2 separate regions of the Homo sapiens genome follow, and region 2 is linked to region 1. Evidence: chromatin loops called from intact Hi-C (ENCODE). Cell type or tissue: Caco-2. All regions are shown on one strand. Links, peaks and the distances in the headings refer to the core of each region. The heading gives the core; the rest is flanking DNA.

Region 1 (8,031 bases), core at 1,307-6,306:
TTGCCCCCAGGTTCTTGTCACGTAGCCATCTCACAACATGGAAATTGACTTCATCAAAAACCCACCTTACAGGCGTGCAGTGGCTCACGCCTGTAATCCCAGTACTTTGGGAGGCTGGGGCATGCAGATCACCTGAGGTCGGGAGTTCGAGACTAGCCTGACCAACATGGAGAAACCCCGTCTCTACTAAAAATACAAAAAAATCAGCCAGGTGTGGTGCTGCATGCCTGTAATCCCAGCTACTCGGGAGGCTGAGGCAGGAGAATCGCTTAACCCAGGAGGCGGAGGTTGTGGTGAGCCGAGATCGTGGCATTGCATAAAGGCCCTACCCTCATAACCTAATCTAATCCTAATTATCTCCCAGAGGCTCTGTCTCCAAATATTATCACATTGGGGGTTAGGGCTTCAATGTTTGAATTGGAACAGGAGGGCCACAAACATTCGGTCCATAACAGAGAGGATTATACAGGGTGTACACTCTCAGGAGTAGAAATTTGGGGGACTATCGTAGAATGCTGCCTACCACATACCTTTTAAACATGTGCAGTTTATGTCCACACAAAACATCAATGTACAAAAAAGACAAAATGACATAAGGGAAAGAAAATTATATTATCATCAGACTTCTGGACAGCAATGTATTATCCCAGAAAAAAGTAGAATAAACTTGAAGATACATACATATGTATGTATGCCGTGGATTTTATGTCCAACAAAATTTACCTTCAAGTATAAAGGGCACACATGAATTTTTATCAGCATGCAAAAACTGAAGGAATGTTGTTTCTATTTTCCTCCTTAGGAATCTACTATGGTAGGTACTTTAGACAACCAAAATGAATAGAAAATTATCGGTATGAGGACTGAAGAGGAGTATTAAACATATAGTTACTTGTAGAGCCAGATGAAGTGAAGATTAAAGGAAGAGAGTATAATATATAATGGTTTTATATTTAAGCAAAGTAGTGAAGTTATAAAAAATTGACATAATGTGTAGAATATGCAAAATATATTTGAACAATTCTCAGTAATTTTTCATGGTGGAGATTTTGGTATGGTTATTTTAAGACTATTCTGTTTATAACATGGGATAAAGTAATAATTACGGGAAATTCTAATTTTATTATCTCCTGCATTCATGGGAACCAAGATTCTTGATACAGAAGAAAGTAGTTGTAGTTAAAGTAAAAACAATCCCTGACACACACATCTCTTTCCCTAATTTTAATTGGAAATATATCAGTAAGATCTGATAAACTATTTTGTATGTACATACAGATATGCCTATGGTATATGTATATGTGTGTCTACATTCATATCTATCAATATTTTCTCTCTTGCGCATCTCTTCCCACAGGAGTCTCTGGCTACATGCTCCCGACAAGACAATCACAAATGTCAATTGCACGTAACTCCTTGCGAAGGACAAATGTTAAGGTTCTTTTCCACTAAGCCCAGTCCATCTCATTTCTCTGGCTTCCCTCATAAAATGATGAACAGTCTTTGCATCCGTCAGTGATAACAGAGTCTCAGCTTCCCATCTCCTGTGAATAAATTCTTGGGGGAGGGAAGCATCTACACACCTATCTAAAACAAAGAGGCCTTAGGCTACATAAATCAAAATATGGGGTAGGGAGGATTTCTAACTTTGCAGAAACAAAGTTCAGCCAATAGATACAATTACTATTACTAAATAGTACACTTAATGCTTCAGTCTGAAGGTACAGTCAATCCTCCATAGCCATGGGTTCCAATGTCTCAGATTCAACCAACCTCAGATTGAAAATATTGTGGACAAAAATATAAAAAATAACAATACAATAATAAAATAATACAAATTTTTAAAACAACATAGTATAACAACTATGTATACATCATTTACATGATATTAAGTATTATAAGTAATCTAGAGATGATTTAAAATATACAAGAGGATGTGCACAGTTGTATGCAAATACTATGCCATTTTGTATAAGGGACTTGAGCATCCACAGATTTTGTTATCCACAAGGGGTGGAGGGTACTGGAACCAACCCCCTTTAGCTACTAGGGAAGAACTGTACTGCATTTTGGTTCCTTCACTGGATTTCAGAGCTTCTCATCCAACATTAGCATTGGGAAACTCCTGGATGAAAGGGAACATCTCCCATAAAAACAAATTCCTGTACCACCATTGCAAGATAGAAAGTGATTACTACTCCCCACATGAAAAATTCTCCAACTTCACCACATCAAAGTCAGGAAGCTATTGAGCATTCAACATTCTAGAATAAGGCAACCCAAAGCTTTCATTGAACAAATATGGTTTGATTGCACAGGTTTGTCAAAGTGCCATGTGGTTTTTGAGTTCCTAAACACCACAATGTCCCCAAGCAAATTTTTAAAACACAAGTTATTCCTTCAGGATGCCAAGATTCCATAGGAACATTATCCTCTATTTCAAAAATAAAGTATAAAGCTATTTGAAAATAAAATATCAATCAGTCAATGCCGAAACTGTAGGAAAGACTGAATGTTGCCTGCCTTTGGAAATCTGTGTCATTCCAGAACATAAAGGCCAATTACCATATCTGCTCAGAAATATATATCAGAAATATATATCAGAGTTGGAAGCTCTTTAGTGGAGATGGATCTTAGAGGCCCCTTTAAGACATAGGCTTTTAGAAACCTTCTATATTAAAGCATGCTCTTACATCCTTCCAATCCTATAACAGAATAAACGTTTCAAAGCACCGACCTGTTAATTACCTTATTTAATCTTCACTATGTTGCATTCATTTGTAATGTTGTTTCTTATTCAATTAAGTAAAGAAGCTTAACTTCTAGATGCATATTATGTGTTTTAAAAGGCTGCAAAAAGCATAAGAATAAAAAATTATTTTCCCCATTAGCTTATCATCAGGAAAATTCCAGACCAAAGAAAGGCATGGAAGTGGATGGTTATGGAGTAAACTTCTGGAAGAAACAAATGTGGAAGACACAGCTTTTCCTCTTTGTAACTTAAGCCAGAATCAACCTACTTTTATCCAGGGGGTAAACTGAGAGAGAAAGAAAACTCTCTATTGACTATTGCGTGCATGCCAAAAGATCATAGACTTTATCTCAATGAACCCCATATAGGCGTTATTATCCCCATTTTATAGATCATGATAAAAACATGCCCACAGCCATATGTGTGGTCTTTGAAAGTACACCATCAAACCCAGACCTATTGATTATAATTATAAGGCCTCTTTTCCTTTCCATGGTATCTCACTGACAAAACCTGTGTTGCCTGGTCTGTGACCACGTCTTGGTTAACTGAAGGAGAACAGAAAATTGTCCTTTTCAGCTGAAACTAAAACCAGATCAACTGACGACTCCAAGATGTTAAAAAATGGTCCAGATAATCCTGACTAAAAATACAATGGACAAACAACTTTATCAATTTCAGACTATTTTTCCCGGTCTCTTGAATTTTGCATGTGAATGTTTCATTTAAAAACAGCCTCATCAAGCAAAGTTTAAAGAAGTGTGTCCAAAAAAATTATAGGTTTTTCCCCCAATCTTTAGAAGATTTTCATTGCTATTGCTACGAAATACAAAAAGTTAAACAAAAAATTTTGTTTTCCAAGCTGAAACATGTATTTGTAAATCCAGGATAGTTAAACAAGAAAACTATTCTTGCAGAAAATATCTGAAAAATGAAATAAGCAATATTAAGACAAACTGAGTAAGGAAGTGGTGATTAAGTGGAGTAAAGACCGAGGTCATGTACATCTGTGCTGTGTAAGGGCCCACTTCATTTTTTGATAACTTCACTTTTTCACCCTTAACAGGGTTAACCCTAGAATGTGACAAGGGTAGCCTATGACAGGCGACATTTTGAAGTCACATTTATACAACCTCTACCCCAAACCCAAAGACCTCTCTCTCTCTGACACAAACACACACGGAAATTTATATACTTTTAATATACACAACCCAAGGTAGTCTTTTACAATTTACCAGAGTCATTTATTACTTAGTGGCATTCCAGCTCTCACACAAAATCACGATATTTCCTGTGCTTCCCTCCATGCACGTTTTGTTCACTTCTTTGCACAAGGGAACTGTGACTCTAGCATGCTGACTTGTCGTAGAAAATAAAGTGGGAATTTTTGGCCATCACTTTTAATTTAGAGCTACTGGTTCATTTCTAGAATAACATTAAACAAGAGAACGATTAAAAAAAAAAAAAAAAGAGAAAGAAATGAATGAATAGGTTATCACTGCCATCTGGTGGTGAAAATGCAAGAAAACAGGATATACATTCTGATAGCTCAAAATAGAATTAGTTTGGGAAAAGCATTGTTTTATAAAATGTCAAAAAATGTTCAGAAGTTTAATTAAGAAATGATTATCAAATGTTTGTGTTACTGATATGACTCAGAGTAGTCGCAATACGGAATATATGATCTCTTCTGATTCACATTTTTTTTTTCTCAATTTCCAGGAACATAGAGGTGTTCCTACTTTTCAGGCCCAAGAACCATAGAAAAAGTTAAATGATCATTGCATCCGTTTCACCTCCCCATGGCACTCCTCCTTCACAGTTGTTATTTCAAGAGAACTAAGTATTTACAATCATGCTATGTGGTGGGCACAGCATACAAAACGGACATCTCATCACCTGCTTGCCTCTATCAGGCTCTGAAGGTGTCTTTCCTAGGAAGTTGTCAACATAATTAAATCAGACAAACTTCAAGATACCATTGCTTTTGACAGTGTGGAGTTTCAACATGACAGACTTTGACTCTGCAGGGGGATTCCACAGCAGCTCCCATCATATCTAAGCTTCTATTACACCCAAGCTTCTATCACACACTAAGCAATGTGATCTCACATTACACAGCATACTAAACTCTCTATATAGGAAATCAAACTTTCTTACGTTGCACACACACACACACCATTTGTTTGTTTCTGCTTTCAAGTCTTTATGCTTTCTTTTATTTTCACTTGTATTGCCTATCATATTATCCTCTTCAACTACCCAGGTCCTTGCCAAACGTAAAAATTCACTGACTTGAAAATGCCTCAAAGGTTATCTATATATTACTTTTTAGGGTTTGCTTTCTATATGTCAGACACTGTTTCAATCATTTTATGCACATATTAGTATTTCCAAATTCTCAAAAAAACTTTGGAGAATTATTATTCCTATTTAAGCGTGGAGAAAACTTGGCTCAGAGCAATGAATAACTCATCTAAGTCTGCACTGGGAGTGAGTGGAGAAACCAAGTTTTGAAGCAAGGTCAGTCTAATTTAAAGGTTAAACTCATTCCTTCCTTGCTCATCATTCTAACAGGGCTTTAGTACACACACATATATGATGTAAGAACAATACATATATGTTCTTACATCCCTTTCCTGTGCAATATGATCCATTCCTCTCAAGAAAGTATGAATGACATTTCCTTTAGCAACTCCAGAGAACCCTCATTAGCTAATGAAGTGGTCTCTTGGTTAACAGTGTGGATTTCAAAATCAGAAAGCATTCTACCACTAGCAACTTTACAGTATTGCAAAAGTACTAGGCTTCAGATCTTCAGTTTTGCCCCTTTGAAATACTAATAAACCTTTTTGAAAATTAGGTGAGATAATCCATGAAAAGAGCTTAACTAGCATCATGCCTGTGACATGTTAAGCACTCAATAAAAGTTGGCGTTTATTATTTCAGTCTCTTTTATATACTGGATATTCAATGCAGATTGATGATTAACTGTTTTCAGCGATATGAAAAGGCCTTTATGAAAGGAAAAGAGCTCTTCAGAATATTGGATGACTCTGAATGGTGACTCTAGAATAACAGGGCAAGACTCTATATGGGCTGTAGAATCAATCATATGAGAGATCTGGGTAGAACATCTTCACATATTGGAAAATGTAGGGGACACCACGCTCCTGGGGTTTCTAGGCTGGCAGTGAACACATGGAAAATTCTAAATGTGAAAATGACAGCTTTGTCAGTTTGCTCCTCGAGGCCTGCCAAAGACTGCCACAGTCCCTGTCCATCTCTAGTAAATCACAGTAACTAATTCAGCTCCTACACCAAATTTGGCTTCTTCTATGACTTTTCCTAACATAAAAACACACAAAAAAGAATAGCAGCACAAAAACCACATAAGTCCCAGAAATCATTTCCAGATGAAATTTTATATGTTCTGCTTTCTAGTTTTGGCAAGTCATTGAAAAGTAAAATAGCAACCACTGTGAGAGAATTCTTATATTTCTGGAAAATGATGTTCCAATGTTATTTTTAAGGAAAGGAATGTTTATCCTTCGTTCCGAGGAATGATAAAAATGTTCCCAAATTACCCTTTAAAAAGGCAGTGATTTTACAAAATATATATATATACACACACACACACATTAATTCCTCACTTTATATCTTAAATAGGTTCTTTGAACCTATTGCTTGTTAAACAAAAGTTTAAACAAAACGACATATAACAAAACCAATTTTACCACCAGCTACTTGATATAAATAAGATTCAGTTCCTACAACAAATTTCTGGTCACAAAAACATCACCAGACTTCTAAATAAAGAGCCAAAGCACTTCTAATATTAAACATAGAAAAATATTTGAACTATATATACATTTTTTAACTATTAATATACTCAAGCAGGATAATTATCTACCCATTTATTCCAGCTCGGGGTTGTAGGTGGGTGAGTCTGTCTCAGCAGTTCAGGGCACCAGTCAGAAACCCACCCTGGATAGGCCGCCATCCCATCACAGGGCACACTCAGGCACACACACTCACACTCACTCAGACAGGGGCCATTTAGACATGCTAATTCACTGAATGTGCGTATCTTTGGGATGTGGGAGGAAATTTGAGTACCCAGAGAAAACCCATGCAGACATGGGGAGAATACTCAAGGTTCACACGACAGTGGCCGTAGGAAGAAGCGATATTTTTTCTCATCAATGCGATGAGAAAACAAGGTTGAATGAAACATTATTCACTTACCTGGTGCTTGAGTGTGTGGTATGTGTGTGTATGTGTCTATCTCCAAAGATAATATTATTTATTAAACCACTGTCCCACTCCCGTGAGCACTGATGTCCTAAGAATCCCACCCCTGCTATTGATACGGAAGTGGGGAAGGGAAGTGCTGGGAAGGGAAGTGCTGGTGTGGGCCCTTTAAATGATACGGAAATAGGGAAGGGCGTGGTCCCTGACTAGGACTCCACCACCTGCCTTGTGACCAGGGACCTAGGTGAGGACAGGCATTTTTGTTTTCCTGCCCAAATGTTGCATTTTTCAAGACCACCCTGGCGTGCCACTCCCCCATCCTATGCCTATGAAAACCCCCAACACCCTAACAGGCAGACACACAAACGGCTGGACATCGAGAGGAGCACATCACTGGAGGAACACGCAGGTGGCTGGACATTGAGAGGAACGCACCGACAAGCACCAGCAGGCCAACAAGCCACCAACCGACTGGCAGACTGACACGGAGTTTGGCTGGGGCAGTCGGAGGAGAGCGCCCAGGCCATCCAGCAGCCCAACTCCAGAGGAAAACCATCTTCCTTCTGGCTCCCTCATCTGCTGAGAGCTACTTCCACTCAGTAAAACCTTGCACTCATTCTTCAAGCCCACGTGTGAACCGATTCTTCAGGCACACCAAGGCAAGAACCCGGGATACAGAAAGGCCTCTGTCCTTGCCACGAGGCAGAGTGTCTAATTGAGCTGATTAACACAAGCTGCCTATAGACAGCAAAACTAAGAGCCCCCAGTAGCACACACTCACTGGGGCTTCAGGAGCTGTAAAAATTCACCCCTAGACACTGCCATGGGGTCGAAGCCCCACATCCTGCCCATCTGTATGCTCCCCCAGAGATGTGAGCAGCGAAACACTGAAGAAGCTAGCCACTCCCTCTCTCGCATGCCCTGCGAAGGGGACAAGGGAACTTTTCCAGTTTCACTATGACCATGGCAAAAGCTACATACCTCAAGACTGCCCATTGAGATTAGAAAACAATACAAAATCCTGA
Region 2 (8,031 bases), core at 1,822-6,821, 120 kb before region 1:
CACTGCTTTTTTGTGTGTTCACAATTCAACGACAGACAGGGATGCAGTGATCTCGTAATTTGAAGGCCCTAATATATTCTTGCAGATACCCAGTGGTACAATAATGTGCTCCTGAGTGCTATATGAAGGAGAGGGATCACATACTTTTGGGTTGCTATTAACTATTTACAAGGCTGCCTTATAGAGAATTACAGTTTTCATTATAATTCCAAATATAGATAGATGTCTTTGAATCACTAGAAATCTGAAAAGAGACCTCTCTTTCGACATGGGAATCTTCTGGTGGGGAGTATTGAATTCACAGAATTGATGGAAGCTGTAATTTACTATTCTACAGATAAAAGCCCTCTTTTGAATGTAGATAATTCATCTGTGTTGTAACTTCTGTTTCCTAAGTTGAGTCTCCCATTTCATTGTATCATTTGGATGGAAGGTGGTTTTCACTGAGTAGATTGCTTAGGATGTGTAAGGCTATAGCAGTAGAATAAATGCTATTAGTGATCCCCAAGTATTAGCTGTCTTCTGTGAAAGTTATGCAGACCATCTGCTTCTCCTTTCTTAGTTTATTGCCTCTAAGCCATTTGCTTCTCACGTATTTGCAAAGGAATGGAAAGATGTAACCGTAGGGTCACTTTGTGAATCATTAAACTTGTTAAGTTTAACAGTAAAAGAAGTGAACATCGGAGACCTAACAAAAGCTTTTTTTTTTTTTTTTTTTGAGACGGAGTCTCACTCTGTCGCCCAGGCTAGAGTGCAGTGGCATGATCTCAGCTTACTGCAACCTCTGCCTCCCGGGTTCAAGTGATTCTTCTGCCTCAGCCTCCCGAATAGCTGGGACTACAGGTGCCTGCCATCACACCCAGCTAATTTTTGTGTAGAGATGGGGTTTCACTGTGTTAGCCAGGATGGTCTCGATCTCCTGACCTCGTGATCTGACCGCCTTGACCTCCCAAAGTGCTGGGATTACAGGAATGAGCCACTGCACCTGGCCACAAAAGCTTTTATGTTAGCTATTAATTTCACATTTCTATACTACTGTAATATTTGAAGAGAAGTGATTGAAATTTAGTGATTTTGCTGAATATTTTTTGAAAAGTGTAGTACACAAAGGAGCTTCATCCCTTATGCAAATCAAGATAAAATTCTGATCAGTAGTCTCTAAAATATTTCCAGTACTTTAGAAAAAAAAAAAACAGTTTTTAGCAGTGGTAGTAATCCAGCAGTGAGCTGGAAAGTATCTAGTTAGTAAAATTAAAAGACAGCCTGAATGACTTTTTCTTTAAAAAGAAAGTTTAAAAATATTTTTATAATAAAATAACTTTGTTATACATACTAAACTACAGATATATTGGCTTTCAAGCTATAATATCTATTTGAATTTAGTTGATTGTAGATTTTGAAAATCAGTTCCTCTTCTGAAAATTTTTGCTATAAAATGTACCTCAAAAAGCTATGCCTTTCTTTTGCTGAAGACCGGGTCAAAAATAATATTTCTAAAACATTTTAATATATGAATTTGAGCATATTTGGATTGCTGGCCTAATAACTAATAATATCTAGTGATCATATTGAAAATTATACAAGTAGTTTTGAAAACATTAACCACGTGAAAGGGGCCCAGAAAATATATATTGACTACAACTTATTGATGAGTCTTCTCCTTTTTCTCCCATCATCTGTTTTCACTTCTTTTGCTGGCCCTTTTGCCAGAATAAGACTACCTACCTGTTACCAGAATTATCATTTTAATTCAATGGAAAATAGTTTAAATTATCTTCTAATCAAATCTACCATGTCATTCTTTACAGTGGGTGAATTCAGGAGCCCAATATAGAATACAAAGATTTCCATAGTAAACTAAACTCAATAGCGAGAAATTGACTGCATAATGTTTTACATTTCCTTTATTATATTTATATTCATATTACTCCTACTGTTTAATTTCCATTTATTTAGACCCAGTGATTTTTGATATTTCAGTCAGCTATGACCTTGTTCTATTTTGTCCAAATCTGTTCTTTATAAAAAACACAGCAACAGCATTTTGTGAGTTTTTTTCCCACAATTAAAATAGTAAAATATATACATATATATAATAATTTGGAACTGAATGATGAAATTCATGGCTTAGGTAAAAGTACTTTTCACTTTAGAAAAGGAAATAACTCATAACACTTAAACATAGCAAAGCTTTTTAAGAGACAGTCATATTACAGTTCTAAATGGACATGGGAGTTAAAAGATTATAAAACTCGGTGTTGGACTTCCCACTTTATCAAAAAATGTATGCTTGTAGTATCTTTACATGTTCAGCTCTTAAAATCTGGAAATGAGATTGGTAGAGACTTAAATGATTCATACAAATCCTAAAAGAAAAGTCGGGAGAAGTCCTAAGTTGGAAAATAGTCAGCTCATAGAAAAACTCAGTGAATGTTTTATGAAGGGGTGAATTTATCTAGTCATTTACTCCACAAACAAGTACTGAAGCTTTACAATCAATGTATTTAGCATTATTCCTATTGCTGGAGATAATAATGGTAAAAATTCAAAGACCCTGTCCTCATGGAACGTAGATTCTAATGAGAGTAGATAGACAATAACCATGTAAACAAATAAGCAAATAAGATAATTTCATACACTTCGGAGTGCTTTGAGGAAAATAAAACAGGACAATGGGAAAGAGAAGAGCCACAGGGCTGGAGTTAGGAACCAAGAAAGGAAGACTTTTCCAAGGAGGTGATGTTTGAGTTGAACCTCAAATGATGGGAAGGAGCCAGGTATCAGAGACCTACCGACAAGCATTTCAGGCAGTCACTGGCAGAAACAAAGTTGATGTATTCCCAAGAATAGGAAAAAGGCTAGTGTGGTTGGAGTACAGTGAAGGAGCAGGAAAGTAATCTCAGATGAGGTCAGAGTAGACAGGGTACAAAATCCAGACATATAGTCTGGATAAGGCTATATATATAGATGAGAGCCTATATATAAGGTTTTATATATATATATAGGCTATATATATAAGGCTTTGTCACCCATCTGAGTTTGAATGTATTGTAAGTATAATAGGAAGGCACTGTTAATTCTAAACAGGGGAGTGATATGACCTGACTTACATTTTTTAAAGAATGTATGAATGGATGGATGAAGTCAGCTGGCAGGAGGTAGAGAATAGAAGTTAATGAAAGAAGTACCTTGCCTCAAACTCTTAACATATACACCACTCACAGAAATTTCTCAGAAGCCAGATGACATATTTTTTTTAATGTCAAGCCAGACATACCTTGCTGGAAGGATTTTCTGGTACTAATTTACTTTCTGCAACTTATTACAGAAACTCTATGAGACTTTTAGAAAAAATAATATGGAAATCCAAATGTATAACATAAATTTGAAAGTATTAACTTTACACAAACTGGCTGAAAGGAAAAAATTCATATTGCTGTAAATATTTTAGAAGTATTTGGGAGCACTTTGGCATGTATAAACTGCAGAAGAACAGCCCAGACTGGTTATTCTCTGCATCCATGTAGTTAATTCAAATAAAGAGGAAAAGAGAAAGAACAGTCTAGTAGGGGTGTGGCAAGTTGTTAACAAAAGGATACATCAGAAGAGGCAATCAAAAAAGTATTTACTACCTCTGTGGAATTTATTGCCTCAAAGGATTAACTCTATGTGATTTTTTTTCCTTTAATCTTTGTAAAGATCATGAGCATCAATATGGAATTAAATTTTAGTGCCTGCTTTAACCTTTGATGTTTTATGATGCATACACATTTTTAAGTTTGCTTTAAACATCTGAAAATTATCCAAAGGGAAAAAAAAAGACATTCTGGTATGTGGAGATGGAGAAATCTAACTGGTATTTAACATTTTTATTCCTTTAAAAATCCTTGTGAATTAAACATCATTTCTATTTTTCAAGGAAGAAATTGAGTCTCAGAGGGTTTTAAGTTGCTTGTCTGAGCTCATTAACTAGTAACGGGCAAGGTCAGTGTCTGAACCCAGATTTTGTTTCCAAGGCTGGGATCATTGGTTGTTCTCCAACAGTTTGATCTTTCGAGCTGTTTTTAAAAGAGACAGGAATGTACACATGTGAGGTCATTTGAGAAACATCTTCATTCTTTGACTTCAGCATGTTCAACATTCCATTACTGTCATTAATGTGTTATCATCTAGTTGTGAGATTTTTTTTGAGGCACCAGAGACAAATCTATCTAGAGAAGGAGTTTATCAGTGGAATGAGACTTGAGATAATTCTAGAAAGTGAGCATATCTGAAATTCTACCTGCTTTGGGGATGTGTGACACATTAACATGAGAAGTTTTTAGAATTTCTTTTTTGAATGATGAGACAGAACAATACCTAAGAACGCTGGGAAATGAGATAAAAAGAAAGCGTTAGGAAATGGACAGATGTTCCCATCTTTTATTTGAATCTATGGCTGTTATTAAAGAATTGTTTTAATTTTGGAAAAGAGTTTATAATTGAATCATACACTATTTAAATACATTAAGACATGTCCATACTTGTATTGTCTGAGCAAGCATAGTGCTTATTCTTATTTACATGAAATCTGTAGGTTTAGTGTCCCAGACTCTGAGCCAGGTAGTTGACAAAAAGTTCAAATAGTAGGTTGGAGCCAAAGTAATTGTGGGTTTTGCTATTACTGTTGCATCAACCTAATACAAATCCCAACAAGTTAACCACAGACAAATTTCTGCAAGGGCCTCACTACACAACACAAAGGAGCTAATCATAATCCTGACATAAGCACACATGAAATCTGAGCTAGAAAACCGGGTCCAAAAATAACTGCTTGTCTGGCAACATAATGCAGTAGAAAGTCGGAAAAAAAAAAAAAAAAAAAGTAAACCCTACATCTGATCCTTGTTGTGCCACCAATTGTAGCTTAACTTCTGGCAAGATGTGTAACTTCTCTGAACCCATATCACACACACACACACACACACACACACACACACACATATATATATATCTATATAGTTATATATAGATATATATATAGATAGATATAGATATAGATATAGATATATATAGTGAGAGCATGGACTCACTCTCCATTCCAGCTCTAATATTGCAAGCTATTATTCTTCTACATCTTAGGTATTCTTCCTCTGAAACTTAACAGGACACACATGGAATGATGTGTATTCTCTTAGTGATCACCTCTGTAAATTGATTGAACTTGGTTTAAGAACTTGGGAGTAACCTTTTAACATTTTCTCTTGCTTTTTCAAAGGATTATCTGGGAGCTTGCATTGTCCTCACTGCATCTATAGCATCCATTAGTGGGTCTTCGAATTCTGGATTGGTAGGCTTGGGTCTTCTGTATGCACTTACGGTAGGTATGGATAAAAATATTACAGGAACAGATAACCAAACACCGCATGTTCTCACTCATAAATGGGAATTGAATGTTGAGAACACATGAGCACAGAGAGGGGAATTACACATACCAGGGCCTATTGGGGGGTGGGGGTGAGGGGAGGGAACTTAGAGGGTGGGTCAATAGGTGCAGCAAACCATCATGGCACACGTATACCTATGTAACAAACCTGCATGTTCTGCGTATGTATCCATTTTTTTTAGAAGAAATAAAGGGAAAAAAATCTCATTTTGTGCAGTGTTGGAGGGTCTACTACAGTTATTACCAACTCTTATTCATGGACGTTAGAGGAAAGGTTTAAATTCATAACAAGATTACATCTTGCAAATAATAGTAGATTGGGGCCCAAACCCAGCTTTATGGGACAGTTTGGATTCACTTCTAGCATTGTGAACCAATTTTTAAGAACTTCTCAGATCTTGTGGTCAGAGTACTCTCCAAGCTGTTTGGGATCCGTGTCCTGAGTTGTACACAACCCAGCTGGGGACTAGCCTACAATGAATGTGAATATACATGAGATAAGTGCAAACAGAAGAGTATACCACTATCCATCATGCAGGGAAATCAGGACAGTTCACAAAATAGTGACAGTTATGGACCCTTGAAGGAACCAGACACCTTCTTTGCTGATATATCGCATGACATTCTCCTTGGTCTCTAATATTCTGTAGCACTTATGAGTTGTATCACACATGTACACTAATGGTCCAAGTTATCTCGTTCCAAAATTTCCGGTGATTAACCACAACTTCTTACTTTAATTTATTTAAAACAATTTTTTTAATCACCTGACACAGATAACCAATTATTTGAATTGGGTTGTGAGGAACTTGGCTGACCTGGAGGTCCAGATGGGTGCAGTGAAGAAGGTGAACAGTTTCCTGACTATGGAGTCAGAGAACTATGAAGGCACAATGGGTATTGCTCTAAATATTGTTTGTCTCACTTAAATATTTATTTTAAACAAATATTAGTGTTTGTTGGGCACATTGTTGTTTCTGCTTTTGCTTTCCACTTCAGTATCCAGAAAACTCTCTCATATCTTGGCTTTGCTTGATTATGTACACCGGAAAAGATGTGACTATTTAGGCCTGAAAAGTCTTGGATAAAACCAGAGTCCAAACAGATATTTATTTAATGACATTTAAAGAGAAAATATTTGGGATTTATTACATTAATTGCTGACCTAAACTATAAACTACTATATTCCCTTTCTCAAGACGTTATTAACTTAGATGTCAAGAAATTTGGATCTTAAAATACGGACTGAGATTCCCAACTTTGCTAGGATAATACTGTCAGGAAATTCAATACTGAGGACAGAATAATCTTCATTAAATGCATATCTCCAAGCTTAAAAGGCATTCCTTTACCTAAATTTTTCAACAGTCATCTAGTTCTTCAAGGACAAAATCCAGAAAACTTAGCTAAGACCATGAGCCCCTTCATTAGCCAACCCTTGCCCATCTTTCATGTCTCATTTCTTGTCATCCACCTGCACCACTTTTACTCTGGCCACACTAACATGCTAGGCTTTCTTTTCCTCTTTATTCTCCTATGTACATATATTTAAAATAAATTTCCCCATCTCCCATCCTTTAAAATTCATCTCAGGCACTGTTTCCTCTTGGAGCCCTCCTGGACCTCCAAGGTTAGCACCATCCATGCTCCCAGAGCACCGTAGGTTTGCCTTCATCATGGGGCCTCCATGTAGTACTGTAGGTGCTGACCTACTGGACAATTCCCCAAGGACACAGAAAGCACCTTGAGCTGTGTCTTTCGTCTCCATATTCCCAGCACCTTGTACAGCACCTCTCACATTTAAAGCACCTAAGTGTTTAATGACCAACTGACTGAACAAATAAATCAATTCAGAAATGAACTATCTCTGTCCACTTTGAATAGAATTGAGTGACGGAATGCTAAGGAGAGATGATGATGGTTAAGGCTCCAAAAACAAACACGAAAAAAACTGTCTTAAAAGTGCGTAATCAAAAGGTGTTTATTTGAATGTGATTTAAACTAAAAAAAAAAAAAAAAAAAAAAAAAAAAAAAAAAAAAAAAAAAACTGCCACATAGTTTGGTTCAGTATTACTTTAAATTTAGAAAAATATATATATATGTATAAATGTATTTAAGTATGTATACATTTCTTTCTACATCAATCTCTATCTGCCTATTATCTGTCTATTTCCCCATCCCATCCTCCAGATCCTTCTCAAGTTCCAGAACATTGGCCACAAGAAGGGGAGATCAAGATACATGATCTGTGTGTCAGATATGAAAATAATCTGAAACCTGTTCTTAAGCACGTCAAGGCTTACATCAAACCTGGACAAAAGGTATGAAATCACTGCATTTGATATGTTGTATACATAAAACCTCTGAGGGAGTCTGCTTTTTTACTACCTAAGCTCTTCATACTTCCCAGCCAAGTAAGTATATTCCCTACCTGATGTAGGTCAAATTATCTGCATAAAAGAAAAAAGGGAGAGATAGGATCAGACTACAGTACATGTTCTCCAAGTCATATTGTAATTCACTAGTCTCCCATGGAGATCAGAAAAGTCAACAATAGGCATGTTTTTAAAAATTTCTGTCTTCTGACTCCTGGCCATAATAGCCAT

What was found. Hi-C counts contacts between places; a loop is a spot of excess contacts. Peaks named below come from ENCODE experiments on the same cell type or tissue, not always from the same donor. Only the 100,000 strongest peaks of a DNase experiment are listed, where the experiment ranks them.
Region 2: it touches region 1 in a loop (8-fold over the local background); 2 of 110 quality-filtered maps call a loop at or near these places.

Annotation. Positions count from the first base shown.
Region 1 is chr12:21,694,245-21,702,275 of GRCh38, reverse strand. All of the region lies in intron 1 of KCNJ8-AS1 (KCNJ8 antisense RNA 1), which reads right to left. Among named protein-coding and RNA genes, the nearest start is that of KCNJ8-AS1, 36 kb to the right of the region's middle. In Caco-2, for the core only: CTCF peaks have their summits at 4,053 and 4,252 (motif pointing left); no DNase peak of the experiment used is centred there.
Region 2 is chr12:21,815,478-21,823,508 of GRCh38, reverse strand. It overlaps ABCC9 (ATP binding cassette subfamily C member 9), which reads left to right. Exons shown (of 40, transcript NM_020297.4): 32 at 5,258-5,359; 33 at 6,202-6,322; 34 at 7,616-7,746. The region is part of intron 2 of KCNJ8-AS1 (KCNJ8 antisense RNA 1); the gene reads right to left. Among named protein-coding and RNA genes, the nearest start is that of KCNJ8, 45 kb to the right of the region's middle. In Caco-2, for the core only: no CTCF peak of the experiment used is centred there; a DNase peak (open chromatin) is centred at 4,008.